Regions from separate parts of the Mus musculus genome. Here region 1 is linked to region 2. The links are chromatin loops, found by intact Hi-C in ENCODE. Cell type or tissue: heart. All regions are shown on one strand. Each heading gives the region's core, and the rest is flanking DNA. Links, peaks and the distances in the headings are about the cores only. Region 1 holds the start of Fig4 (FIG4 phosphoinositide 5-phosphatase). Region 2 holds the start of Cdc40 (cell division cycle 40).

What was found. Hi-C counts contacts between places; a loop is a spot of excess contacts. Peaks named below come from ENCODE experiments on the same cell type or tissue, not always from the same donor. Only the 100,000 strongest peaks of a DNase experiment are listed, where the experiment ranks them.
Region 1: it touches region 2 in a loop (2.2-fold over the local background); 5 of 42 quality-filtered maps call a loop at or near these places.

The regions. Positions count from the first base shown.
Region 1 is chr10:41,299,887-41,314,036 of GRCm38, reverse strand. Fig4 (FIG4 phosphoinositide 5-phosphatase) reads left to right here and starts at 10,796. Exons shown (of 23, transcript NM_133999.1): 1 at 10,796-11,050. The coding sequence starts at 10,985. It overlaps Ak9 (adenylate kinase 9), which reads right to left and starts at 10,103. Exons shown (of 40, transcript NM_001370813.1): 1 at 10,032-10,103. In heart, for the core only: CTCF peaks have their summits at 9,764 (motif pointing left) and 11,189; DNase peaks (open chromatin) are centred at 8,876, 10,116 and 10,906; H3K4me3 peaks cover 2,591 bases; H3K27ac peaks cover 2,977 bases.
Region 2 is chr10:40,875,711-40,891,148 of GRCm38, reverse strand. It overlaps Cdc40 (cell division cycle 40), which reads left to right and starts at 8,006. Exons shown (of 15, transcript NM_027879.2): 1 at 8,006-8,262. The coding sequence starts at 8,074. It overlaps Wasf1 (WAS protein family, member 1), which reads right to left and starts at 7,322. Exons shown (of 9, transcript NM_001379453.1): 1 at 7,079-7,322. In heart, for the core only: a CTCF peak has its summit at 6,393; DNase peaks (open chromatin) are centred at 6,858, 7,718 and 8,078; H3K4me3 peaks cover 3,303 bases; H3K27ac peaks cover 2,326 bases.

The sequences.
Region 1 (14,150 bases), core at 6,151-14,150, 420 kb before region 2:
GTATGGATCGATTCACATTCTTCTACATGATAACAACCAGTTGTGCCAGCACCAATTGTTGAAAATGCTGTCTTTCTTCCACTGGATGGTTTTGGCTCCCTTGTCGAAGATCAAGTGACCATAGGTGTGTGGGTTCATTTCTGGGTCTTCAATTCTATTCCATTGGTCCACTTGTCTGTCTCTATACCAGTACCATGCAGTTTTTATCACAATTGCTCTGTAGTAAAGCTTTAGGTCAGGCATGGTGATTCCACCAGAGGTTCTTTTATCCTTGAGAAGAGTTTTTGCTATCCTCGGTTTTTTGTTATTCCAGATGAATTTGCAAATTGCTCCTTCTAATTCGTTGAAGAATTGAGTTGGAATTTTAATGGGGATTGCATTGAATCTGTAGATTGCTTTTGGCAAGATAGCCATTTTTACAATGTTGGTCCTGCCAATCCATGAGCATGGGAGATCTTTCCATCTTCTGAGATCTTCTTTAATTTCTTTCTTCAGGGACTTGAAGTTTTTATCATACAGATCTTTCACTTCCTTCGTTAGAGTCACGCCGAGATATTTTATATTATTTGTGGCTATTGAGAAGGGTGTTGTTTCCCTAATTTCTTTCTCAGCCTGTTTATTCTTTGTGTAGAGAAAGGCCATTGACTTGTTTGAGTTAATTTTATATCCAGCTACTTCACCGAAGCTGTTTATCAGGTTTAGGAGTTCTCTGTTGGAATTTTTAGGGTCACTTATATATACTATCATATCATCTGCAAAAAGTGATATTTTGACTTCCTCTTTTCCAATTTGTATCCCCTTGATCTCCTTTTGTTGTCGAATTGCTCTGGCTAATACTTCAAGTACTATGTTGAAAAGGTAGGGAGAAAGTGGGCAGCCTTGTCTAGTCCCTGATTTTAGTGGGATTGCTTCCAGCTTCTCTCCATTTACTTTGATGTTGGCTACTGGTTTGCTGTAGATTGCTTTTATCATGTTTAGGTATTGGCCTTGAATTCCTGATCTTTCCAGAACTTTTATCATGAATGGGTGTTGGATCTTGTCAAATGCTTTTTCTGCATCTAACGAGATGATCATGTGGTTTTTGTCTTTGAGTTTGTTTATATAATGGATTACATTGATGGATTTTCGTATATTAAACCATCCCTGCATCCCTGGAATAAAACCTACTTGGTCAGGATGGATGATTGCTTTAATGTGTTCTTGGATTCGGTTAGCGAGAATTTTATTAAGAATTTTTGCATCGATGTTCATAAGAGAAATTGGTCTGAAGTTCTCTATCTTTGTTGGATCTTTCTGTGGTTTAGGTATCAGAGTAATAGTGGCTTCATAAAATGAGTTGGGTAGAATACCTTCTACTTCTATCTTGTGAAAAAGTTTGCGCAGAACTGGAGTTAGATCTTCTTTGAAGGTCTGATAGAACTCTGCACTAAACCCGTCTGGTCCTGGGCTTTTTTTGGCTGGGAGACTATTAATAACTGCTTCTATTTCTTTAGGGGATATGGGACTGTTTAGAAGGTCAACTTGATCCTGATTCAACTTTGGTACCTGGTATCTGTCCAGAAATTTGTCCATTTCGTCCAGGTTTTCCAGTTTTGTTGAGTATAGCCTTTTGTAGAAGGATCTGATGGTGTTTTGGATTTCTTCAGGATCTGTTGTTATGTCTCCCTTTTCATTTCTGATTTTGTTAATTAGGATTTTGTCCCTGTGCCCTTTAGTGAGTCTAGCTAAGGGTTTATCTATCTTGTTGATTTTCTCAAAGAACCAACTCCTCGTTTGGTTAATTCTTTGAATAGTTCTTCTTGTTTCCACTTGGTTGATTTCACCCCTGAGTTTGATTATTTCCTGCCGTCTACTCCTCTTGGGTGAATTTGCTTCCTTTTTTTCTAGAGCTTTTAGATGTGTTGTCAAGCTGCTAGTATGTGCTCTCTCCCGTTTTTTCTTGAAGGCACTCATAGCTATGAGTTTCCCTCTTAGAAATGCTTTCATTGTGTCCCAAAGGTTTGGGTACGTTGTGGCTTCATTTTCATTAAACTCTAAAAAGTCTTTAATTTCTTTCTTTATTCCTTCCTTGACCAAGGTATCATTGAGAAGAGTGTTGTTCAGTTTCCATGTGAATGTTAGCTTTCTGTTATTTATTTTGTTATTGAAGATCAGCCTTAGTGCATGGTGATCTGATAGGATACATGGGACAATTTCAATATTTTTGAATCTGTTGAGGCCTGATTTGTGACCTATTATGTGGTCAATTTTGGAGAAGGTACCATGAGGTGCTGAGAAGAAGGTATATCCTTTTGTTTTAGGATAAAATGTTCTGTAGATATCTGTCAGATCCATTTGTTTCATCACTTCTGTTAGTTTCAGTGTGTCCCTGTTTAGTTTCTGTTTCCATGATCTGTCCATTGGTGAAAGTGGTGTGTTGAAGTCTCCCACTATTATTGTGTGAGGCGCAATGTGTGCTTTGAGCTTTACTAAAGTTTCTTTAGTGAATGTGGCTGCTCTTGTATTTGGAGCATAGATATTCAGAATTGAGAGTTCCTCTTGGAGGATTTTACCTTTGATGAGAATGAAGTGTCCCTCCTTGTCTTTTTTGATGACTTTGGGTTGGAAGTCAATCTTATCAGATATTAGGATGGCTACTCCTGCTTGTTTCTTCATACCATTTGCTTGGAAAATTGTTTTCCAGCCTTTCATTCTGAGGTAGTGTCTATCTTTTTCTCTGAGATGAGTTTCCTGTAAGCAGCAAAATGTTGGGTCTTGTTTGTGTAGCCAGTTTGTTAGTCTATGTCTTTTTATTGGCGAGTTGAGACCATTGATGTTAAGAGATATTAAGGAAAAGTAATTGTTGCTTCCTGTTATTTTAGTTGTTAAAGGTGGCATTCTGTTCTTGTGGCTGTCTTCTTTTAGGTTTGTTGAGGGATTACCTTCTTGTTTTTTCTAGGGCGTTGTTCCCGTTCTTGTATTGGTTTTTTTCTGTTATTATCCTTTGAAGGGCTGGATTCGTGGAGAGATAATGCGTGAATTTGGTTTTGTCATGGAATACTTTGGTTTCTCCCTCTATGATAATTGAGAGTTTGGCTGGGTATAGTAGCCTGGGCTGCAGTTTGTGTTCTCTTAGTGTCTGTATAACATCTGTCCAGGCTCTTCTGGCTTTCATAGTCTCTGGTGAAAAATCTGGTGTAATTCTGATAGGCTTGCCTTTATATGTTACTTGACCTTTTTCCCTTACTGCTTTTAGTATTCTATCTTTATTTAGTGCATTTGATGTTCTGATTATTATGTGTCGGGAGGAATTTCTTTTCTGGTCCAGTCTATTTGGAGTTCTGTAGGCTTCTTGTATGTTCATATGCATCTCATTCTTTAGATTTGGGAAGTTTTCTTCAATAATTTTGTTGAAGATGTTTGCTGGACCTTTGAGTTGAAAATCTTCATTCTCATCCACTCCTATTATCCGTACGTTTGGTCTTCTTATTGTGTCCTGGATTTCCTGGATATTTTGAGTTAGGATCTTTTTGCATTTTCCATTTTCTTTGATTGTTGTGCCGATGTTCTCTATGGAATCTTCTGCACCTGAGATTCTCTCTTCCATCTCTTGTATTCTGTTGCTGATGCTCGAATCTATGGTTCCAGATTTCTTTCCTAGGGTTTCTATCTCTAGTGTTGCCTCGCTTTGAGTTTTCTTTATTGTGTCTACTTCCCTTTTTAGGTCTAGTATGGTTTTGTTCATTTCCATCACCTGTTTGTATGTTTTTTCCTCTTTTTCTGTAAGGACTTCTACCTGTTTGATTGTGTTTTCCTGTTTTTCTTTAAGGACTTGTAACTCTTTAGCAGTGTTCTCCTGTATTTCTTTAAGTGATTTATTAAAGTCCTTCTTGATGTCCTCTACCATCATCATGAGATATGCTTTTAAATCTAGGTCTAGGTTCTCAGGTGTGTTGGGGTTCCCTGGACTGGGCGAAGTGGGTGTGCTGGGTTCTGGTGATGGTGAGTGGTCTTGGTTCCTGTTAGTAAGATTCCTCCGTTTACCTTTCGCCATCTGGTAATCTCTGGAGTTAGTAGTTATAGTTGACTCTGTTTAGAGATTGTTCTTCTGGTGATTCTGTTACCGTCTATCAGCAGACCTGGGAGACAGATTCTCTCCTCTGAGTTTCAGTGCTCAGAGCACTCTCTGCTGGCAAGCTCTCTTACAGGGAAGGTGCGCAGATATCTTGTATTTGGACCTCCTCCTGGCCGAAGAAGAAGGCCCAAAACAGGACCTTTCTCAGACACTGTGTTGCTTTGGCAGTTCCCAGGTGGTACAGACTCTCACCTAAGCAGACTAAATTCCTAAGTTCCTTGGAGTCCCGGGACCAAGATGGCGACCGCTGCTGCTGTGGCTTAGGCCGCCTCCCCAGCCGGGTGGGCACCTGTCCTCCGGTCCGGACGGTGGCTGGCTGTCCCCGGCCCACAAAGGGTGCTGCCTCAGCGCCTCTGTGCTTCCGCCTGTTCCAGAAGCTGTCAGGTTCTCTGGCGCACCCTCTCACCTGTTCAGACTAATTTCCTAAGTTCGGCGGGTCCCGGACCAAGATGGCGACCACTGCTGCTGTGGCTTAGGCCGCCTCCCCAGCCGGGCGGGCACCTGTCCTCCGGTCCGGACGGTGGCTGGCTGTCCCCAGCCCACAAAGGGTGCTGCCTCAGCGCCTCTGTGCTTCCGCCTGTTCCAGAAGCTGTCAGGTTCTCTGGCGCACCCTCTCACCTGTTCAGACTAATTTCCTAAGTTCGGCGGGTCCCGGACCAAGATGGCGACCACTGCTGCTGTGGCTTAGGTCGCCTCCCCAGCCGGGCGGGCACCTGTCCTCCAGTCCGGAAGGTGGCCGGCTGTCCCCGGCCCACACAGGGTGCTGCCTCAGCCCCTCTGTGCTTCTGCCTGTTCCAGAGGCTGTCAGGTTCTCTGGCGCACCCTCTCACCTGTTCAGACTAATTTCCTAAGTTCGGCGGGTCCCGGACCAAGATGGCGACCGCTGCTGCTGTGGCTTAGGCCGCCTCCCCAGCCGGGCGGGCACCTGTCCTCCGGTCCAGACGGTGGCTGGCTGTCCCCGGCCCACAAAGGGTGCTGCCTCAGTGCCTCTGTGCTTCCGCCTGTTCCAGAAGCTGTCAGGTTCTCTGGCGCACCCTCTCACCTGTTCAGACTGTTCAGACTAATTTCCTAAGTTCGGCGGGTCCCGGACCAAGATCTAAAGACCCAATTCTTGAGAGCTAAAAAATCACAACAATATACTTTAATACATCAATGTATCTATAAAAATTAAAATGGAAATTATAGAATGTTAAATTCATGCTAATATTACTAATTAAAGTAAATTCTAAAAAGAAGAAATAAGAGAAAATGTGAAGATATAACCAACAAAAATAAAATGTTGGAAATCAATTCTAACAGATCAGTTTGAAAAGGCAAACTTTGGCAGACTGGATTTTAAAGGTGTTAAAGCTCTTTTTGTAGGCATCACATCCGATGATAGGATCCAAGTCCTGGGCTCTCTCCCTGGACCAGCATTTCTCAGTTATTGCTCTTGAAATGATGTGCAGATTGTGCAGAGGGCAAAGACTGTTGAGAGAGATATTCACCCAGGGGAATTTAAACCAGATACGAGTTTGCAAATACTTCAGTTCTTTCACGGCAGAACACCACCTGCAGACTGAATTCATTGCCGGTAAAGTCCCTAAAAGCTTGTAAGAAACAGAAACCCACAGTAACTGAGATGGAAATGCTGGACCTGCTTTGGCAAATGGTTAGAGAAAGGCCTTAAAGGTTCACAGAACTGATAAGTTAGATTAAAATGACTATGAGGTCAGAGAATTCATTAGCATGCTGGGCTCTCTGGAATGGCAAGGGCTACTCCTTCAGTAATGCCACAAGAAACGAACATGCAAAGGTTCATTGCAGTGAATCAATGGTTGGGTTCGAGGCCTTTAGCTTCTGCTTCACTATCAGTATTAGATCCTCTCAGATATCCTGTTGTTGCCCTATGTCATTGAGGTCCTGTAGCTTTGGGTCTTCAGGACCAGCCCCTTACATGCTCCAGCAGTGCATAGATGGGGTAGATGTTGGGGTGAGGCGACTCAAAGCCCTGGATCTGGGCCTGGGTGGTAGCTGAGTTGGTCAGCCTGCCAGCTCCCCTGCTCTCCTGCCTCTTGGGGCTGGCTCTTCTGTGCCCACACCATCAGCGCTGGCTCTACCTCATGCAAGCTCCGCAGTGGTCTGCCACACTAATTCACTGAAGAGGAGGCTAGGAGTCCTCAAGAATGGACTGAGGACTCCACAAGTATTTACACGGGTGATGCCTTAGTTCTTTTCCAAGAGAGGCTTGTAACCATCAAGAGGAGAGCTGTGGGAACTGACATCTGTCTTTCTAGCAAGGACCGTTGGGTGGAGAGTCCTAACGCTGAGTGAAAGCTGCAGCAGCCCAATGAGAGATAAAACAGAGAACTGTGATAGAGTTAAGGCAGGTCTGGAAGGGCGAAAATAAGGTTCATAAATATGTATTCTGATCGCCCCACTCTCAGCCCTGTTATGTCTCTTATGTTTCTTTTTTAGGTCAAAACTGAGGTAGCACTCTCTGGGAACAGCTGTCAGAGAGAGAGGAACATCACAGGAGACTAGAGATATATCGATGCAAGCTGTAAATGCCACACGGCTAGAGTTTAGTTGCTCTGGCAAATAGCTTTGAAAAATAGCAATTGAGGTAAATGTTCCTATGAGCAGAGCCTTAAACAGAGTTTATAAGTCCTCAAACTGGTGGGAGACTCTGAATGGCTTTATCGGGGGCCCATAGGAGACGTTCAGAAGAGAAAAAGCCCATGATTGGACTTGTAAACCGCTTGCCAGATGCATTTAAAGGGAGATCTTCCCCACCACACTCTTGTGTAACGGCTTCCACTGAATGCAAGTGGGATCTGTAACTTGCTTTTCATGATTGTTTTATATTATATTTGACTTCATCTTAGCAGTTGAAGAGAGGCTAAGAAGTAAGCTGACATACTGTTGGAGGACCACACAGTTGGAACAGTGTTTGGCCTCCAGATGGGGAGTAGCCAACAGCTAAAGGAAACAGGAACCCCGGTCCTCTTGCCAGAGATGGATTTTCTCAATCATGGAATGGATTCTTAGTTTCTTGTGTGCGCCCTGACTTGTCAGCAAGAACGCACACGTTTATTGGGAGAGCTTGATTGCAGAGGCGAAGAGACCCCAAGCCCAGAACTGGTGCTGCTTATATAGGCCTAGGAGAGGCGTGTCTCACACCCGGATTGGTTGTGCTTGGGTTATGCTTACCACCTCATTTGCATGCCTACATCTGATTGGTTAACTTCTCTCTCATCTGATTGGTTAATTTTGGTTAATCCTCAAAACCTCATCTTGGCAAAAAAAACCTTTTCTGCCTATGTATGCGTGGTGGCCAGCAGAAGCCAGCACCACCCTGCAACGGCACATGTGGCTTCCCACATTAGTTGTCTCTCCAGTGGAAAGTCAATTTCAGTTAACACCTGATTGCAGAGGACCCCTCTGATCTATGCCAGGGACCCTGGCAATGGAAACTGTGAGATAATAAACATTTTAAGATGTTCAATTTGTAGCAATCTGTTCTGCAGCATAGAAAACGAATTCCACTCACAAAGCATACACCTGTGAAGATGTACTGAACAAACAGGTGAGCAAGATGATTATCCAGTAGATGCCTGCCAGTCTTTCTTGGCTCCTCCTAGTTCCTAATGGTTCCTAAATGGAAAAACTATGGTGGCAGGGATGAAGTGGCTAAGACTATGCCATGATTTAGTAAGGTTCCTTCACAGTAGTCGCTACAACCGATGTTCTACATCTCCACAGAGATGAGGCTAAGACTTTGGTATGATACAATCTCTTGAGGAGCAAGAACTCTTATCATTGACAGACTGGCTATACAGGATTCTTCCCACTGTGAGGGACCAGTGACATGGGGGTGGGGGAAGGTGAGTGTGCCTTCCCTATCTGTAGTCTGTAGGCCAGCACAGCTAACAAATGGTTGGGCTGTCTCATTTATCATCACGAAGCTCATATAATATTGCATTAAATCAAAGGATTTTCTTTACAGTAAAGATTGTAAGATGCGTGTGTAAATGTGAGATTTACTTTTTCTACCACACACATCCCAGCTCACTTAGAAGTCACTGGTGTGTTGGACAGACCTCTCAAAGGTCCTGGTACAGCACTTTTTAGTATTGTACGGGATAGAGACAGCCAGTGTACTTCAAAACTAGAAAAATGCTTTGAGCCAAGAAACAGGAGAAGTGGATCTTATCCCCACCACCTTGTGGTTGACCTGGGCAATTGTGATTGATTTGGGAAATTTCTCACAGTTTTAGACTCTGGTGATAGCAGACTGGATTTGTTTGCTAGGAGAGATGGTTGTATCAAGGATCTCAGTCAAGGTTTTTCAAAACTAAAACGATTGTTATCAACTGGTCCCTTTCGGGCCCCACAAGTCCATGAGGAGTTGTACTGGCAGGGGAGGCAGGTTTGGTATGATAGAGTTGGGATTGCAAAGGTAATCTTAAACTCAGGATTCTCTGGGATGTATATTCATGCCATGACACAGGGATGGAAGCAGGGCAAGCAGCTTAGACTCACATTAGTTTTGACCAAGAGTAAGGAAGACCTAGAAATGTTAGAGATGGAGATGAGTGAGCGGTTAGAGACCTGGGGTTTTGCAGCTGACCTCATTAACTTCTCGAGTTACTGTCTTCAGGGACTGGTGATGGGCTGGGCTGGTGTGACCTTGGTGTGGGGACAGTGGGTGTGAGTGGTTACAGGGTGGAGTACAGCAGATCTCTCCTCATGCATGTCAGGCAACTTTTCTAGGTCACTGCTGGACTTTTGGATACCAGCATGTGGGCTCTGTCCATGAACTTCCTCCAGCTGCCACGTCCCCTCTGTTTGAGCTCAGGCAAATTGGAAGTTCCAAGACACCGAGCTCTGCCTAGCAGGCTTCAACCAGTAATACACGGGAGTTGGCGAGTAAACACAACGTCCCTCCCCGCCTGCTCCCCCGAAAGGGAATGGTTCCAAGGTATGTACTCCCCATTTCCCAGTGAGTTTAGCTGACAGAGAAGCTTGTGTGACAATACCCCCTTTTCCAAGAGCCCCTCCCTGCCCAGCTTCTGTTCCTGGGATCACCCTTATAGAAACAACTTGGCACATTTGTTTGTTATCAGTTTGGCTCCTGGGTGATGTAAACTAAGAAAATTCTCAAAGGGAAGTGCTCCATTGTAGTATAAAATAATAATGGAAAACAATATTTGAAAATCAGAACTATTTATTTTTAAAAAGTGACTTTCCTAAACCAAAATGCTCTGCAGATGTTTAGCTTGCATTGGGAAGAGCTGGTTTCCATTGTGAAATGGAAAAGTTAAAAGATGCAGTTCAAGATGGAGATAAGTGGATCTCTGGGGCTTGCTGGCTTAGCCTCTGGCTTACACGCACACGCACGTACCCCCCCACCCCCCCACCAGCATAAAATGCCATAACTGAGACTCCTGCCCTCTTTCTTTCTAGTTTCTCAATAAAAAAGATATATCAAACTGAAACAAAACCAATAATAGATAATAGATAATCATACTCTAAAAACCTTGTAACGTCCTGCCTTGAATCTACAGCAAACTTTAATATCCTCTTCAGCTATTTGTTTGTATTTTAATAATTACCTTTTTCTTTTCAGTATGAGAGCCCTCTAGCGGTGAATTCTGGAATATAGCGAGGGGTCCCTGTGAAACCTAGCACTTCCTGCCTGTGCTACTTTAGCGGCCACTGTTACCCTTTGGGGCAGGCAAGTCTTTAGTCCGCATTTGTGAGATAAATACCTTAGCTAAAAGGAGAACTGGTTTTGAAAAGTCGATTTATGAAGAGATCGTGGTTTAACTTTGCAAGAAAAGCAACTGGTGTGGGGTCCCCGCCGGAAGTGTACTTTCCTGCAACTGATGGCAAAATGCACCCAGAATGTGGACAATTCCCTGCCTCTGCTTACCTGTGGACCGGGGACGCGACAGCAGCTATCTTCTGAGGCTCTACTGAGGCTCTAGGTAGCTGTTAGGCGGTTGCCTTGGAAACCTGTGGGCGGCGTGCAGAGCCTCTTGGAGGGCGGGGCCTCGGGAGGTGGAGCTGTAATTCAAAGTGAATTCTTAAGCCTGTGTTTAAATGTAGTCATAATTATAAAACACCTTTCCCAAAGTGTAGAGGTGACCAACAGAGCGAGTGCATATATTACCTACTTATGCCCAGACAGCAAACGCGAAAACCTTATCTTAACTAGAACTGACTCTTAACAGCAGCGCGCTCGCCCTACACAGCACGGTCCCTTTTAGAATTCAGACCGTTAGCCTCACACATAAAATGTGCAAATACCAAAGGCGCCACATTTATGTAATTAAGAAAGATTTGTGGGCCATACAGCCACAATATTAACTTTATTGACTTTCGTGGAGATAAAATAGGCGACAAAACAGGGGAAAATCACAGGCATCCAGGAGACAGGTTTCGGGAAAATAAAGAGTATATAGGAAGAAACAGACCAATTACAACACGGAGAAACCGCTCCAAAAGGAGAACCCAATCATCTGATTTCTTTTCTTTAAAGGTCAACATAAGTCAGGTTCTTTTTCTTTCTTTCTTTTTTTTTTTTTTGCCTGCCCTTAAGAAAGATGGCACCCTTAGCGTCCGCCCTCAGCAACCCCGTGATCCTGTAGCCCCGCCCCTCCGGTTTGGGCTGGGCTGGTTGGGAGGCGGGGCTGAGGGAATCCGGAAGCAGCCGGCGAGCCCGCTGCTGAACGTTTGGTGTTCTGACACTGTTTTTGTCAGCTGTGTCTGGTGTGCTGGAGGTCTGCGGGGTCTCCTCGCTCTGTCTCCAGGGGGAACCCCGCCGCTGTCACGACCTGGGCCGCGGCCTGGTGCCCTGTGGCGGGGCCGCCATTGGCTGGAGCCATGCCCACGGCCGCTGCCCCCATCATCAGCTCGGTCCAGAAGCTGGTGCTGTATGAGACCAGAGCTGTGAGTACCCACAACGACGGGACGGGGCGGGAGGACTGCGCTGCGGGGATCGGGGCACCCTGTGGGGTCGTCGGGAAGAGGCAGCACCCCGTACTCCCTCCTCTCCTCCCAGCGCCGCTGCAGGCTCGGCCGCCAGGGCCATGCAGTCAAGCACTGGATGGTTTGCAGGTCTGTCTTGCTTAGGAACATGTGGCTGGCTGGAAGAAGTGCGTGCAGACAGGTGCTGTGGCACACAGGAACTGCACACAGCTTCTGAAAGAGTTCCTCTTTTCTGCTTTCCCATAATCTTGAAGTTCTTGAGTCCACTCCTTACAGTAAAGTCAGGGGGTATGAAAAAAAATGTGAACTTGGCCCAGGTAGCTTCTATTTTGCGATTTCATGGTATACTATCACCGTGATTGGTCTTAATCACATGCACTGTTTTGCTGGGATTCGAGGTTCTGTGACCCGGACGCATCTGTTAATAGTTCTCTGGCTTGCAGAGCGGTGCTAATAGAACTTATTTTTTTCTCATTTCTGTGCTTGGGAAACAAAGTTGCTATAGTGTGGTTTATCTGAATCTGGCCTTCACTATGATATTAGGGTGTGAGTATCTCGTTTGGTATATTCAGTGAACTGTGGCTAGTCTTCAATAGGAGAGTAAATAAACTGTCACATGGGAATTTTAGCCCACCGGTAAGCTGAGCATTCTGAGGCCCTGGCTGAGATGCTATTCTTTATAAAACAGAATTTCTTTTCCCACAAGTCTTCAGTGGCACCCATGAAAACTCGGTTGCTGAGGACGACAAACCCTGTTAGAAATTTTATTTAATTTAATTTATTTGTGTGTGTGTGTAGTGCATGTACATGTGTGTGGGTATGTGTGCCCACGTGGAGGAGTTTGGAGGCCAGGGGTTGACCCTAGATGTCTCTCATTAAATCTGGAGCTTCCCATATTGCTAGACTGGCTGGCCAATGAGTGTCCCTCGCCCAGGCTCTACCTGTCTATACGCCGCACCCCCAACCCTGGGGTCAGAGATGTGTTATTGTGTGGGGCTTTCAGTGGGCCCTGGGAATCTTTACCCACTAAACCAAGTTTCCACACCAGTGTTTTATTTTGATGAAATTTAACTTAACTATATGTGTGTGTGTGTGTGAGAGAGAGAGAGAGGGAGAGAGTATAGGATAGTATCAAAATCATAATCTTCCTGTCTTGACCTCCCCAGTGCTAGATTTATAAACATGGGCAAGATTTTCTGACCCTTATTTTCAGTGTGTGTGTGTGTGTGTGTGCTTACTGCTTTTCATGTTCTTTGCTTGTTCCCAGGCCATGATGATATTTTGCTTTGTCTCACTGAAAAGATTCACAGTTTTAGCCTTTATGTTATCATGTTTTATATTAAATTCATTTATAATATAGTTAGGGCTACTATTGCTGTGATGAAACAAATATGACTAAAGAAACTTGGAGCCGGGCGTGGTGGCGCACGCCTTTAATCCCAGCACTCCGGAGGCAGAGGCAGGCGGATTTCTGAGTTCAAGGCCAGCCTGGTCTACAAAGTGAGCTCCAGGACAGCCAGGGCTATACAGAGAAACCCTGTCTCGAAAAACCAAAAAAAAAAAAAAAAAAAAAGAAACTTGGGAAAGAATTTATTCAGCTTATACACCCACATCATTGCCCATTACTGAAGGAAGTCAGGACAGGAACCCAAACAGGGCAGGAACATGGAGGCAGGACTGATGCAGAGGTCATGGATGGGTGATGCTTACTGGCTTGCTCTTCAAGGCTTGCTAAGCCTGCTGTCTTATAGACTCCAGGAGCCATCAGCTCAAGGATAACACCATCCACAGCAGGCTGAGCCCTCCCCCATCTATCACTAGTTAGAAAGTGTCCTACGTCTGGATTTTATGGAGGCATTTTCTCAACTGAGGTTCCTTCCATTCATATGACTCTAGCTTGTGTCAAGTTGATATAAAACTTGCCAGGACAACTAATGCAGGTCTTACGTGACTTACCTATTGCAACAAGTTACCCCCCAGGTTAGTGGATCTAGATAGTAATTTCAGTAGACTGAGAGTCTGATCGGATCTGCCTGAAGGTCTCAGAAGTTACAGTTGAAATGTCACCTGTGGTGCAGTCACCTGGAGGCTTAGATGCCAAGGACCAGCCTCAGCCTGGAGACGGGTTCTGAGAGAAGGGGTGTCTGGAAGCAGTGAAAAGAAGGACAAGAGAAAGTCAGATTGTGGATCCAAGTTGTGTTCTGCTTGATCCAGTTTTCCAGGCTGCTGTGTTCCGCTTTCTCCCTGGAGATCTCTTTGTCTATATTCTAAGAGACCTCTCTGTCCATGCTCTTCTTGCTTGTGTGTGTGTGTCTCCATCCGTCTTTCACTCTGTCTCTCTCTGTATGTGTGTCTATATATTTATCTGTTCTCCAAGCAGTTCTTTTTATCCTAAATTCTCTGGATAGCTCATCTCCTGTAGAACACAAAGTCCAGTCTTATTTTACATAGCAATCCAGTCATTTACTCTAATTCTTAAGAGACAGCAAGCATACATTTTTTTCCCCTAATGTAGCAAAAGAATTCAGAGATCTGTCTGCCTTTGTTAAGCACAAAAGATCTAGTTGGGTGGGACCTTGCCCTGAAATTACAATTTCTACCACTCGTGGGCCTAACCTTGCTCTGTCTGACCTTGAACTTGCTCTGCCTGCCTTTGTATCTCTCTGACAAGCTGGCTCATAGTGTACCTGCCTTTGGTCTTTAGATTCATGAAACCCCTCATACTTCATATTGTATCCTTATATTTTGCATAGTTGAATATATATATCACTCATGTATTTAGAGCTCTTTTCTGCAGCCTTAAGGGCTGTCCTGAAGGTCCCAGAATTTTCCATTTTGCTGAGACATTAGCCACACCTTCACCTCCTGGACTTATGCTGTCAGATCATCATGGAGTCACTTGCTCTGGGCAAGCCCCCGAGGGTCTTCTTTCTTGTTCTTGGTTCATTTTGAAGTAGCAGAGGGGGAAGAACATCGGTGAGGGTAATATGTCTTATGAGATATTTAGGGTTGTTGTACAATAAGAAAATGTTTACCTCTTGTCTTAGTTAGGGTTTTACTG
Region 2 (15,438 bases), core at 2,481-10,480:
ACTGGTGAAAATTGAATAGGAACTATACAATGCATACTCTCAGAGGACAGTGGAAAATATCAAAATATTTAGAAATTAAATATAATAGTTCAAAGGTCTCAAAAGAATTTACTTTGAATAATCAGAACTAAAAGAAAGTACATTCTCAAATCTGTGAGATAGCTCAAAAATCAATGGTTATTTTGGGGAAATAAAAGGAGTCAGGTCTGGAGGTTTATACATTTAATTCCAACACCTTAGAAATGGAGAAAAGAAGTCTGGGAGTTCAGGGTGATCATCAGCTACAAACGCAAGACTGAAGCTGCTTTGAGGTACATGAGACTCTATCTCAAAATCCGGAAGGAGGAGAAGTGGCAAAGAAAGGATCTTAAATCAATAAACCTCCAACTCAAGCAACTAAGGGTAACGGGCCTGGCGTAAGTAGAAAGAAACTAGTAAAAAGGACAGGAATCGATGCAATTAAAAACTGAGAGCAAGAGAGAAAAATCAGTGAGGTCACAGAAGGCTCTTTAGAAACAACGAACCTGATAGATTTCTAAGTCTATCAGAAAGATTTTGCTTTGGTTTCAGGAAACTCTTAGTCTGTACTCTCCACTAGGATACAAGTTACTTTCTTTTCTTTCTGCTTAAATTTTCTATAACTTTTTATCATAAACTCTTGTACAAGTATGTTAAAAACTACCAAAAATGGACAAATATAAGACAGGAGACATTTCTATAGAAAATAAAACTGCTTAGATTTTGTAGACAAATTTGCAAGCAAATTTAACAAGCAAAGAATAAATAAAAATAAGAGAGCTTTCTTAATCTTTGATAGAGGAACCAAACACGGTAATCCATATTGTGACACAAAGGGTTCTTCTTCTAAGCTGATTTAATTAAAGCAGAGGCATCAGCTAATTAGAGTATTAGCCACTCAAGAAGAAAGAATAGCAAGAAGCTAGTCCACTATTTGACATATCAAAAAAGATCTGCTGCCTTCATTATTTAAATTCAAGAGATAACAACATTTAAGTCCATTCTACAGAGTTCCTCTGAGGTTCTTAGCTTTAAGAAATGATGCTCCCGACAGTCTAAGTAGCAGGAAAAAAGAGGGACTGGAAATTGCATTATCTGTGTTGACCTCCAATTTTATTAGCCATGTGACCTCAAACTAACTATATCATCTATGATGGAATGCTCTTGGGTAGCTGGCAACTATCTAAAATACAAGTCCAATCAATACATGGTAGAATAAAGACTTACTACGAAGACACAACAAAAATGGCATCTTTAGCAAACTCAATCTCAGGACCATGGACAAAGACATACCTAGCCTATAGTCAGGAAGCTAGGTGCTCCTTGTAAGGCTTCTTGTGAGGTCCTAGATATGGCCACTTATTTACCTAGTCTACAGGCAAGGGAACAGTCACTAGGAGTCTCAGAGTTTGTAGTTTATAGCCTGGACAACTGGAAAGAAAACAAATTTGTTCAACCTTTGGGCATCCTAGGGAAAAAGCAGAATAGCAGAAAGCTGTATCTTTTTGATTTAGCTAACTTGTTGATATAATCTTCCATAAAATCCTAATGAGACTTGACACCAGTGGTACTGATTTGGTAAAATAAATGTAAGAGACCCTATGGAGTGACTTGCATTTAGAGCAAGCATATAACAGTACTTCCTTCCTGTTTAGGAGAACATGCTATACATTATCTCTGAATATCATTAATCTCCAAATAAGTCCATTAAAAACCTCCAACCTAAGTGACAAACAGCTGTTTCATGAGTCACTTTCTCACAACACATTCTCACAGCAGAAAGCCTTGCCTGCTCTTCTGTAGCAACTGCAAAATCCACTTAGCTTAAGCTAAAAAACAGGCACTGGAACATAAAAATGAAGCCGGGGGTGGAAGGACAGACATTCAAAACGCCTCTCTCCTTGAAGCATTTATAATTCGTTTTTCAACCTGCCTCCAATCCTTCCACACCCCATCGAAGTATAATGTACAATTATAATAACATTTAATTGTGCTGAGAGCTTATTTTAAAAACCATCAAAATTAGTAACAACCTAAGAACTTGCTTCCAAAAGGAGACAGATGAAGAAAAGTTTAGAACTACACTCTTTTCAGAAGTAGAACTAGAAGGAAAAAAAAATCCCTGACAAATGTATAGGCAGAAATATTAGAAAGGAAAATGTCTCACAAGAAAGGGGAGGCCCACAGATTTCTCCAAGTACCTCAGACTTCTGTTCTAGGGAAGAAACCAGAGCAGGGGTCCTCTACTTCAACCTTTTTGATACTGCAATTGACAAAACCAAAGCCCTTGAGAAGTAAAATCACAAGAAGACCCTACACCCTTGCAATTTCCCTAACATCCTGCCTAATGAGATAAGGCAAAGCAATACAAACTCCGAGAAATATCCTCCTCTTCCTGTTCCATGGATGAGAGCGGGGAAGTTTCAATAATGCTGTCGCTGTATACTTATGTTGGTGTATTTATAGTTGTTAGCATAAATTTTATGATTTTCTAGAATTTTATAATTACTAGTATAATCCAGTAACATAATCTAGTAACTGCAGGATATTATGGGTTAAGTAGGCTTTTGGTAGGCTGAGTCTAATCATGAAGTAAATAGTTTCTGGGAAAATAAGTTCCAAGTCTGTGGTGGTTAGTCTTCATTGGAAACTCCAGTGGGTGTCTAATCACCCAGGAGACACATCTCTGGAGGTTTCCAGAGTTGGATAACTGAGGCCCACCCTAAATGCTGATGACTCCATCCTATGTGCTTGGATCCTGGCTGAATAAAACAGAAAAAAACTAAGTGCAGACAGCATTTGTCTCTCTCATTCCTAGCTGCAGATGTTGTACGGTCAGCTGCCTCATGGTCTTGCAACTATGCCCTGCCCCTGTCCCTTTGATGGACCATATTCCTTCAAACACTAAGTAAAACAGATCATTCCTCCTGAAAGCCACTTTCATTAGTTTTTGTTATTCTATCTCAGCAATGAGAGAAAAAAAAAAAAAAACTACTGCAAAGTTCTACAGTATGGTATGATTTTCAAACGTAATAAATAAGTTAAGACTACCAACTTATGAAAATTCAATATCCAAAGTTAAGGGCAGGAAGTATAGCTTAGTAGTAGAGTGTGTGGCACACATGAGGCCCTGGATTTTATTCCCAGCACTGAGAAGGAAAAAAAAAAAAAAGAGAAGATAAAAATTTTAAAATTATAATCTGTATATAATAAATAAACAAATAAGCCACAATTCTTAATTTTACGAAGTTCTATCTTGAGGTCATTTATTTTTAAAACCTGTTACACAAACAAGCACAAGACATCATTTATATACATCTTTTTTATTAAGATTTCACTGGAACACTGAAGTCACAGAGAAAGATAACTTCGGAAACAGAAGCGTTCCCGTCCATTTTCAGGAAGTGTGCTGCAAGATCATTACTGTCCTTCCATGTAGGCTGCCAACATCTCCATCATGCAATACCTAGTGCTAGCTCAATAACATGCGGTAAAAGGATTATAAGCAGAGGTTCCAAAAACAATCCAAGCATATCTTTCTCTTTAGAGCCCACGCTGCTTTAGTAAATCAAATGTTTGCTCCTCCTTCTTCACTCCTTTTGTTTGTGGCACACAGATGAACCCTTTGCCACCATCTTTGGATTTGTGACAGTAAAGCTGCAGGATAGTTCCTGTCTCACAGAGCTCAAGAAAAACCAGACTTTTTCTAAGTAAGTGGAAAAGAGCTGGAACCAGGTTCAGAATCATGAAAACATTTTTACAACAATAAAAATTATGTCAAACAGGGTTTAAAGGAAATTAAAAAGAATTATGAGAAGTACAATTTGTTATAGTATAGTATGAGATTTCTATATAGATTTTATACCTCAGTGGGGAAAAACTGATTCCAGTGATGTTGATGTTGTTTTCATCTGTGATAGTCATGGATGCTTCTATTTTCCTCGGGGTGCTCAGAGTGAGATAGTGGGTGGGGTGAGCTCTCTGAACATAGTTTGAATTTCTTTTTACAATATTCTTATTTGGTTTGTGGGCTGTTGGAATTGTAAGTTTAATTGCCATTCTTTAAAAAAAAAAAAAATGGAGATTTACTCTGCCTGGTCTCAGTTGGAAAGTTTTCGATCTCTCTCTGTTGTTCTTGGGTCAACTGGCGTACAGACTCTGCCTCGCCCTGCCTCCCTCCCTCCACACAGTTTCTTAACATGCTGTCCACTTAACTCTGCTGAGCTGATTGTGCTTCATGCCCAAGACTCACGCTACTGCACTGCAGGTTTGTCTCCACAGCAATAACCTCTGACCCCTGCGAGTCACTTCACAGAGTGCTGTTTATCTGGAGATTGGGAGATCAGACATTTGATGGGTTTTTTGAAACCCTTGCCACTCCACTTAGCCGTGTGCTTCCCTGTCGGACGCACACTCAGGTTCCTCCTCAGTTGTAATGTTGATTTGCTGCTTTTTCACAAAATAAAAATGGACTGAAAGTGAAAAAAAAAAAAAAAAAAAAGAAAAACCAGACTTTTTCTTTACCCAATTTAAAAAAAAAAAAAAAAAAAAGCTAAATTGTAGCTCTTTATATTTAAGAAAATATGATAAAATATAATTAAGATAATTCTAAAACAAATCAGCTAATCAATGAATTATAAATTAATGAATTATAGACTCACATATAGAGACTTTTCATCTATATGATTTCCTCCCACAAAGTAACCAAAAGTCTAATATCTTAATAAAAGCTATAATAATATAGTCTCAACAGTAGTTTCTGCTATGAAGGTAAAGGAGTTACTCTTTTAATAAGAACCCAAATATAATCTCTACTGAAGATCAAGCCTTTGGAAAAGATAGCTTAAATTATTCTTAAAATTAAACAAAAAATAAATTGAGTATTATACTATACCAATGTGCTGTCTCTCAACATATGGCCATTTAGAAATCCAACCAATAAAGCTGACCTTCAATGCATCTTATAAGTAATCACAATTATGAAATATATTAACTACCATTTCTAAATTAAGAGATCTTCAATATTTTCTAGACTTTTCACAAATTTAACTCATTATTCTACTCGTTACCAATTATTTTCACCAGTATTAACTATATAATTATTATATGTAGGCATTAAGTCTATAGTTAAAAAACGAGAAATAAATTCAAGCTAAAGCCATCTGGCCAAAGCAAACTCAAATGTAAATCAGCCCTTCCCAGGCCCTGTGGAAAAGCATACCAAAGCCTCTTCATGATTCATCGATTAATTAAAATACTTAAAGTTAGTTTAAAAGTACTGGGAAAATATCTTCTCTGATTTAACGCATACTATTGTGTGGCATAAGAGTATTGTTTCCATTTACATGTTAGGAAACCAAGGCAAGATGTCCACTTTGTAAATTGCAAGGTCTTTCCTAGCCAAAAAAAAAAAAAAAAAAAAAAATGATTCTACACCGTCAACTTAAATGTATGCCCTTTACAAATTAAATAATCCCTGCACCTCCAAACACTTGCATCGTCCGTGTACAATTCTGTTCGTATCGAAAGGGTTAACAAAACAAGCTTAAACACATAAAGAGGGGAAAGCCGATAAAAAGGAAAAGATGTTTCTAGTGGCTCATAGGCTGTTCTTAAATGATATCATTTAAGTAGTAAGTAGCTATGTTTTTTTCCCAAGGTTTTGAGATATATTCTGTCCTTAAGGTATTCAAAACTGGATCTACTCATATCCATGTCGATAAGAGTTAAAAGAAAAAAACTGTAACTGGCAATAAAATATACTTTAAAAAGAACTAAGTGAAAATTAAAATCCAAGTTAGGGAGTTTTTCTCCTCCCATATTAAATCCTCCCTCTCATTCAAATGAAAGATATGATTAGTAAATCGGATGTTCAAATATTCTACAAATACAAAACTTTTCTTATTAAAACGGAAAATTTTATATATAAGTACGTTATTCAAATATTCAAAATAAATAAAAATACTTTCCCTAACAGAAACTTAGATCAAAGATAAACTGTTCCTGTGAGTTCCAAATGGGACTGCATCTGTACTTGTGTTATGCGGCTCCCAACAATTAGAAAAATGAAAGTTTACCAATTAAATTTACAATGTCAATGGATGTTTGTACAACTGAACAACTAATAAACTAATCACACCGATTACTGAAAATAAAGACTTAGCTAATGTGAACACCAAGAAAAAAATGTAAATAGAATGTCGGGCACATTTTGTATAGTAAAGGATAGGGTCAGAATGAGTCGAATTAAAGTACCTATTCTAGCTAGGTATTAATTAGTCAGTCACAGGGCAGGTCGTGAATGTTGGGATCCGATGAGCTTTCTTTTCACCATTATTCTAGTTCATCATCCGCAAGTGCTAGAGAAGGTGTCTACGGAAGCTAGGGGGCATGCTGTAGCTAGGGGAAAAGAAAAATGGGAAAGGTGCAATGGATGCTGCATAGTTGAATAATTATCTGGGTGGCACAATGGGCGAGTCCTGCCGACATCAGAGCCCAGCAAGCGTCTCCCTAACTCTGCCCGAGGAACCTCCCCATTTCCAGGCATCAAAAGAGCCAGCACCCTCTCTGCCTTCTCTTCCAAACTGGAATATAAAGGGATGCCCGCACTCGCTTTACCATGGTCGTGCAGAGAGCCGCGGCGCAAAGACCCGCGGCCAGGGCTCGCTTTTCAGAACCGCTGGCACGCCGGGCGAGCCGAGGGCTCCGCGACTGGCTGCAGCCTTCGCCGGCGCCGATGCACAAGGGCGGAGCGGCGGGATCGGAGCCCCGAACCCCGCGCCGCAGGTGAGAGCCGCAGATGCTGCACCCAGAGCAGCCTCGGGCCAGTCCCCGCGCCCGAGATCCCACGCCTCGTCCTCCACGCGCAGCCCGGGCTGCTGGGCGGCGGGCGCGGGGGAGCCCGGGATGGGGGCGGGGGCGGCGCGCCCATCCATCGCCGCCGCTGCAGACCCCGGCTCATCCACACGCCCCTCTCGGCTCGGGTCGGTGGAGAACAGTTCCCTCGTCAGGACCCCGGGAAGAAAAAAAAGGGACAAAATCCTGAGAGACTCGTGCTCACCGCGAAACCGTGGGGGGCTCGCGCCGTACCCCTTCTACATGCTTCGGCGGCTGCCGCCGGTCCGGCTCCGCACTGGGGCGCCACCAGGAGCCCCTCGGGAGCGTCGGGCTGCGGGATGGAAGCCGCGCCGGGCACTGGCTGAGGCGCCGGGCCGCCGGGAATGCCGCCGGGGGCGCCCACTGCTCGCCCGAGCCGCGGTGCGCTCGACGCGCGAGCGAACAACACCGCGAGCAGCCGCTGCCCTGCGCCGCCCCCTCCCCGCGCGACGCTCCACAACCGGGCGCGGGGACCCGCGCCTGCAGCAGGGGGAGCCGCGGGGCGCTCTCCGCCTGGCCTCACGACCTTTCCCCGGAGCTGCACCGGACGGGTCCCAGGTCTCTGAACTTAGGATTCGCACTCTCCCCTCGAACCCTGCAGGGCGTACGGCGGCATGGTGGGAGAATGAGCATCCACCCACTTACCCGTCCGTGGGCAAGAGGACGGCGCTTCCCCCTGTCCTGAGGCTCTGTGGTATTGCCCGATCCGCACTTTGGGGGAGGGGGCCGGAGAGAACGGTGCTGGGCTCGGGAATGAGGGAAGATGACATCCAATTGAATGAAGCATCCTCTTGGGGGCGGGGTCGAAGGCAGGCCCCCTCTGCCGGGCTCCACCTCCTCGCTCCAAACTACATTTCCCATGGTGCCGCGAGCTCCTCGCCGCACTGTACGCCGGGAGTGAAGGTCCTCGAGGCTTCAAACACATCTCAGGACTGGGTCTTTAATCAACGAGGTCCTGAAAGTTACAAATAGTTGTAATCCCTTGTGCTTCTTTAGATAAATGTTTGTGAATCTCAAGTTTTGATACAGTTATCTCAATAATAAAGTTTTTTTCGAGAAGTTATAAATGATTTTTTTTAAAGGAGGTAAATATCGAGTTCCATGACAATCTGACAGGACCTGGGAGACGCTGCTTCTTCCGCCTTGGCCTGGCCTTAGCAGAGAGTATCTGTTGCAGTCATGTCGGCTGCGATTGCAGCTCTAGCTGCTTCGTATGGCTCGGGCTCGGGGTCCGAATCGGATTCGGACAGTGAGGGCAGTCGGTGTCCGCTGCCAGCCGCGGACTCTCTCATGCACTTGACCAAATCGCCTTCAGCCAAGCTCTCTCTGACCGTGGCGGTGGACTCGGCTCCGGAGGTGGCAGTTAAGGTAAGTGTTTTGGACACTAATAAGCTCAGGAACTGCTTTCAGCTCGTCTCGGGTTAGAGGCTGGTCTACCTTGGCGCTGAGAAGTATGTAACTAGCGTTTACATCTCTTCCCACATCCTCCTTGACGATTAGAAGTACGGAGCAGCTCTCCACTAACCCCTGTCCTTCCTATCTCCGTCGGATAAAATTAGTTCAGGAGAGGAGGAAAGTTTGAATTTGTAGACTAAGATGTAGCCTTATTAGATCAGTTATAAGTTCAGAGCATAGATAATATTGGATCAAGACTTTCAAACTAGAATTTGTACCCTCACTAGAAGTGAGCCACGGCCAGGCACTGTTTTGTTTTTGAGGAACTCGGCACGAATCCTGGCTTCACTACTTTCAAATTACACAACGTTCTTTTGTACAGTTGTGCAATGAAGATAGCTGTATAAAAACATATTTATCGGGGGGTTATTGTAAAGATTGAGTGAAATTATATGGTAAAGATTATAGCACAGAGCCGAATATCTATCTAGTGGAAAGCGATACATGTTAGCTATTGTGATTCTTTGTGTTAATACAATGAATGGGAAAAGGACATAAAGTTTAGGAAGTAGCATGCACGAACCCAACCGAGGAAGTTGATAAAGGGGGAAACCCAGTTCTATAGTTCTATAATATAGTTCTCTATGGAGCATGTATTGTTTCCCAGTAACAACAGGATTAAAGCCACAAGGGTCAACCAACCAGAACATCTTTGCTATCATAGTTCATACTGGAATCATTCTCGTGGGTGAAACAACCAATTAAATGTGGACAAATAAAGTAGTTACAGATTGAATTGAACACTGGGTGTCCGGGGGTGGGGGGTGGGGTGGGGATGGGATGGGGTAATAACCACAACAAAGAATAAGGTAGAAGTGTGATTTTTTTTTTGTGTGTGTAGATTGCTCAGACAAATCCTTTCTTAAAAAAATAAAAATAAAAAAATAAAAAGTTGCCAGGCAGTGGTGGCACATGCCTTAATCCCAGCACTTGGGAGGCAGAGGCAGGCAGATTTCTGAGTTCGAGGCCAGCCTGGTACAGAGTGAGTTCCAGGACAGCCAGGACTACACGGGGAAACCTTGTCTCAAAAAACCAAAATAAATAAATAAAATAAATAAATAAATAAATAAATAAATGAAATGTCAATTCGAAGAGAGAGAGACCACGTTAGCTAAAGCAAGAGTTTCCAAACTTAGGAGAAGACTTAGTGTGTCTTGAGCCCTTTGAGAGCATCAGTCTGTAGTAAGCCCTGTGTGAGTGAATGACCAGCTCAAAGACTGACGAGGGAAAAGAAGAAGATTTCTAACTAAGCTCTCCCTGGGTCTTGTTTGTGTCATTTATGAAGTTGAAGTTTTTTATAAGGACATCTGGCATGAAAGAACACTGGGAAGTCTATCTTTAGAACAGAACAAAGCTCTGCCAGCCTATGACTTTCCAGCAGCCTTCCCCGTGTGTTCCTTAGACATTCCAACTTTCAGTGCTATGCATTGTTCCCCTGATTTGTCACAGGGTTCCCCACCCCAGCTCAGTACAGTCTAGCCTTGGCTTCTTGATTAATTACTTGGTGGAAATGGTGTTCCAGGCCTTTTGCAGTCATGAGACCGTTCTGCCATCTGAATTAAATCTCTGCATCAAATAGCTCTTATAATTCCTTTTCTCTATTCTTTAGTTTTCCTATGATGTCCACCGAGCTATCCTCAGCCTTCAGGTTCCCTATTCTTCTGCCAGCCCTGTCAGCATTTGGTTTTCTAGGTCTAGGCTGTTATTTCAAGTTTCCCTCCACATAGTCTCACATATTTTTACTGCAGTATATACTTCTGGTGGCTCACAGGTGACCACAGTGAAGAGGTTAACATAGGCATGAATCAAGATTCCAGTATTATTCATATCTCCCTCTAGCACTTAGCCACATGGCCTCCTTGGAGACATCACTTAAGAGCTCTGAGCCCATTCTTACTCATCCTTCAAGTATGTTTAGCTACCAATTTTCAAAAATGCAAAGCAATTTTAGCTGTAACAATTATATACTGATTAAATACCAGCTGTCCTAGTAAACTCCTGTCTTAAACTCCATGCCAGCTTTCTTAATGTTTTTTAAATCTTATCCAGAATGCCTCTTGTGCCCCTTTTGTATGGTGTGCTAAAAGCTTAAGTGTCTTTCTAGTGCACGTTTGTATTCCCCATTTTGATTGATCCACATCCTGCTCATTGGCTCAAGCCACAAACAGAAGGCTCACCGTTTTCCTTTTCCTCAGCCCCGCTAACTCGCTAGTTAGTTGTTCAGCCGCTACCTCCCCTTCTAACTCGCTTGTTAGTTGTTCAGCCGCTACCTCCCCTTCATCGTGTTTCTGGCTGGTTGGTTGGTTTTGCTCCCCCCCCCCCCCCCCCCCGCAACTCGATCTCTTCCTCTCTGTTTTCCTTAGCACAGCCTTCAGAGCATCCTTTCCTCTGGGAATTACTCTTGACTTCTTGAGCCTTTGCTTTTGAGTGACAGCTACTCTTTCCCACTGTGACTGGGTGATGTTTATCAAATGTCTCTTTCTTTTTCAGTTGCCACCGTTTAGTTCAGATTCTCTTTAAAACAAGAATAACTTTTTGTGTACTTCTTTCTTCTAGCCGCACACCCACGTCTTTCCTACACAGTACATCAAGACTGTTCATTCCTAAATTCAGAACTCACATCCCCTCCCCAAAGCATCACGCTGTCTCTTAGATAAGCACTTCATGCTTTATACGGCGCGTGAGGCCTGCCGTCCTCAGTGCTGAAGGATCTGTAAAGCTCACAAGGTTAACAAGCTCCTTCTCAGGGTTCCCTTGCCTCCCTCATAGACCCAAACCTGTGATCCCCCAGCCTCAGGCTCCTTGATTCTTCTATCTCTATCTTTTTGTCGTAGCCCAGGGCATCACTTAACCACATTTCTAAGTTCATTTCCGGGGCCTGGAGAGTGTTCTGTCGCCAATGCCTTGTACACAAAAGAAAAACTAAAAGAAAAGGTCTTGACCAAGTAAGGACATGGAGGATCAGATTTGGAGTGGAGCAGGCACTGGCTGGGAGGACGCTTCCTCTCCATCTTGTTTACTTCAGACTCTAAGGAATGGTTCAGTACGTAAAGAGAATGAGTTGGAATCAATCTCTAAGATACCAGCGGTGCATTGAGAGCTGGGCTAGATCCCCAGCTGTGTGGGTTCTGTAGGAGATGAGCAGTGTGCACCAGAGAAGGAAAGCTCCCTGAAGTAAAGGGGTTAGAAAATTATCAAGGGGAGAATTGTGAAGCAGGAAATTACTCGTGTCTGTTTGAATGATTCTCTTGTGACTGAGAGTATTTGGCCAAAAATAAATGTATGCCCTGTTGTGTTTTTGAGGTAGGGGGTGGGGGTGCATGTTAAAATGCCCTTGTGGAGGTCAGCGACAACTTATTCCTTGGCTCCCTAACTCGCCAGTATAGCTCCAGGGTCTGAGGGAAACTTGTCTCAGAAGTAAAGTGAAGCATGATTAAGGAAGACCCTTGACATCAAACACACGCGCACACACACGCACACACGCGCACACACATGCACGGCGGGGGGTGGGGTGAGGAGGGATTGACTAAAGGTTTAGAAAACAACTGATCATGTATATGGAGATTCGCAAACGTCAGTAAAGGACCAAGTTCCAAGCATGACTTACACTGTTGACCTCATATACTTTGTCAAGTCTTTTTTGTTGATGTTCATTTCGTTTTAATCAACACAGTAAGACTGCAAATACCATTATTATTTTGTTAGTACAAAATACCATCTGTGGGCTAAAGTTTGCTCATATTCTGGAGTTTGCCAACCCCTGTGCTAGACCACAAAATAACACTCAGTAACCCAGGTCCCGTGACACAACAGTCCCTGGCCTCAGTGCATCTGTATTGAAAACTAGGCACAAAGGGATAAGTTTGCACATAACCATAAACTTGCCTTTTAGCCAGAGTCAAACACAACAAGATGTTTTGGGTTGGTTGGATGCAGACAGGACCGTGGATATCCCAGGATGACCTCAGACTCACTAGGAAGCCAAGGGTGACCCTGAACTTCTGATCCCAAGTGCTGTGATTATAAACCTGTGCCACCATTCCATCCACACCAAGACTTTGTGTATGCTAAGGAAACAATCCATTGCCTGAGCTACATCCTCTGCCCATAATAATAATAAAAATATATACATACATACACATTAAATGAAAAAATAAAGAAGGTAATATAAAACCAGTGAGGTACAGCCATCTCCGTGTTTTTATAAAGTATGCGCTTGTACATCTAAGACTGTTAATGTCTTGCTGTAGATGTAGTAGAAGAAAGGCAGGAAACATGTCAGGCACCCATGCTTCTGGGTGGTTTTTTTAGTCAGTGTTCTTTTTATCTGCTGCCATGTACAGATGATGCCCCAAGTGTCTTGAAGTGGTTACCCTAGAAACTACATGTCTGAGTCACTCAGTAGCTTCAGCTTCTAAGCAGTGCAGGCCCTACTTCAATTCCACTCCCATCCCTACCTTTTGGGATAGTTTGTTTGGTATGTGTGCACACGTACACACAAGACAGACATGAGTGACAGGCCTTTTTACATCTTATCTGCAAAGATGTCTGCTTTCTGTCAAAGTGCTTCCTTTAGGCTGTCCTTTAATAGAGTGGTTGGTGATTACCCTTCTAGTTTGTCTTCACAGTGTTAGTGCTCAGTACTCCATCTTGGATATTTTACTAGGTTTAGTTTATTAGCTGAGAATTCCTCTCAGCTCACTTAAGATGTTTTCTCTTATTCAATTGTTACTGACAATGGACTGTCTTTTTCTAGTGAATTTAGTTTTCCTTGAAAGTGATTTTTTTCTTTTTTTGACAGCTTATAGGTAGATACCTACCCCCATTTTATTTAATATGAAGTTTTGTTGTTTTTCCTATGAAATGAATTTGTGGCTTTCTTTTCATTTTCCACCTAGAATTCTGCTGAGCTTCTCTAGCAGCAGATAGATTTCTCTGGAGTGTGGATCTTTCAGTACTCTGGGAAGTTCACATTTCTCCTTGCTACAAACCACTTTAGCCCCATTGTTCTCCGAGTCTGGAACTTCATCTACGTGTGTAGCAATGATTGGACATTGTAGTGTTGTTTGTTGTTGAACTTTTGATACAAAATTGTTCTATTTCCATGTTAGAAGTCACTACCATGTGTTATGATGGGCTAGGTATGATGGCATACATCTGTGATTCCCACACCTAAAGCTAAGGTAGGAGGACAAAGACAGAACAGAATGTGATAAGCCTTACTGGATGGCAAGAATTACTCTGCCTGTGTGCTGGCTCACTCAGGGAGCATAGGCAGCTCTCCAGTAACAACAACAAAAATACTTAGTAACTTACTTCATAGTAAGTTTAAATAAATTAATTAAAAACAGTCATTTCAGACAGTGAGTGTTACTTTCTCCCAGTGAGCTCCTCGTTCAGCATAGCCATTGAGTAAAATGCAGGTTCTGCCTCTTACATCTGCAGATACCTTTGATTTGTTGCCGAGCTCGGAGATGTACGTATCCAAATTTGTATTCTTCTTCATCATCTATCAATCCCTTAATTTTGGGAATTTTAGTCATTTCTAATTCCAGAGAGACAAATGTCATAAATTGATAGGAACTCGATAATGACCAAAATGTCTAATATTTTCACGGTTTACATAGTTTTTGTCGTGCCTGATTTCTTACCTGTATACCAGAAGACATGGGGAAAGGACCCAACAGTGACTTGTGTGGTCTCCAATATAAGTCAGCAGTGCACCTGCTTACATTTATGTGACCCTTGGGTTACTGCACGTTTACTTTCTGTGGCTGATTGGAATTGGGTAGGAATCCTTTGTAAGTCTGTGGTGATTCCACATGCATGCCTAGCTGGCCTTGACTCCTCCTGAGAGCTAAGGGAGATGTGGTGCTGCCCACATTTATCTAGGTAAATCTTCAGTAGCCACCTTTCTCTGGGGGGTTGTTCAGTTCATTCTGTGATGCCAGCCATAGTGAAAGGGGATGATCTATTGTTTATTGGTTGCCATTGTTGTTATTATAAAAGGTTGATTTTTTTAATTGCACTTTCTGTTAAAAGTTGACGTTACACCATAGTCTATTAAAAATAATTAAAGTTTAGTCTTCTGTATACTCTTAATTGGGAAGCTTCTGGCAACCGATATATTACCAGTGCTGATAACCACCTCTACCATATAAACTCCAACGAGGAGATAGGAATCCAGGATTAGATTCTTTTGGATAGCATCTTCGAAGGGTTGACTATTAAGAGGTAATGGTATTTAAGTTTGGTTTTATTTAGTCTATGCAATGTTTTTCCAGTAATGGGTTTGGCATTGTGTTCAGGCTCCAGTGTCGGCTTTGATACACATAACCGGAAGCAGCTTTGGGAGGAAAGGGTTTATTTCGCTCACAGTTCCATAGAACAATTCATCACAAAAAACCAGTGAAGGCAGGAACTCACACGGCAGGACCCTGGTGGCAGGAGCTGATGCAGAGGCCATGGAGGGGGCTGTTTACTTGTTGTTCCTTGTGGCTTGCTCAGCTTGCTTTCTTACAGCACCCGGGACCACCAGTCCAGGATGGCACCACTCATAATGGGCTGGGCCTTCCCCCATTGATCCCTAAATAAGAAAATGCCTTACAGCCTGATCTTCTGGAGGTATTAACTCAACTGAGGCTCCCTTCTCTCTGATGACATTAGCTTGTGTCAAGTTGACATAAATCAGCACAGATATTAACTGATTTTATCCTTGGTTCTTCTAGCTTTTCAGCTCTCTCCCACACCCACCATCAGAAAGTGAGATTCTAGTTTCCCTTCCACCCATCTCCCTTTCTGATCTGCTATGGGCTTAGCCAGAGGCACCATTATGACCATGCAATCAATCAATCTCTCTGTCTCTGTCTCTCTGTCTGTCTCTGTCTCTGTCTCTCTCTCCTTTTTTTTAAATTGACAGTGCTCTGGCTGCAACAGTGTCACCCCATTGCTTGCCTGGATTGACTCGGCTGGTCTGACCAGCTAGGCAGCTGTCCCTCTCAAAGCTGTGCACTAGGAGGGACCTGCCCAGAATAGACGAGAGGAGGACCCGTCTTGGATCAGGGATAGAGGAGTAGCAGTGAGAACTTC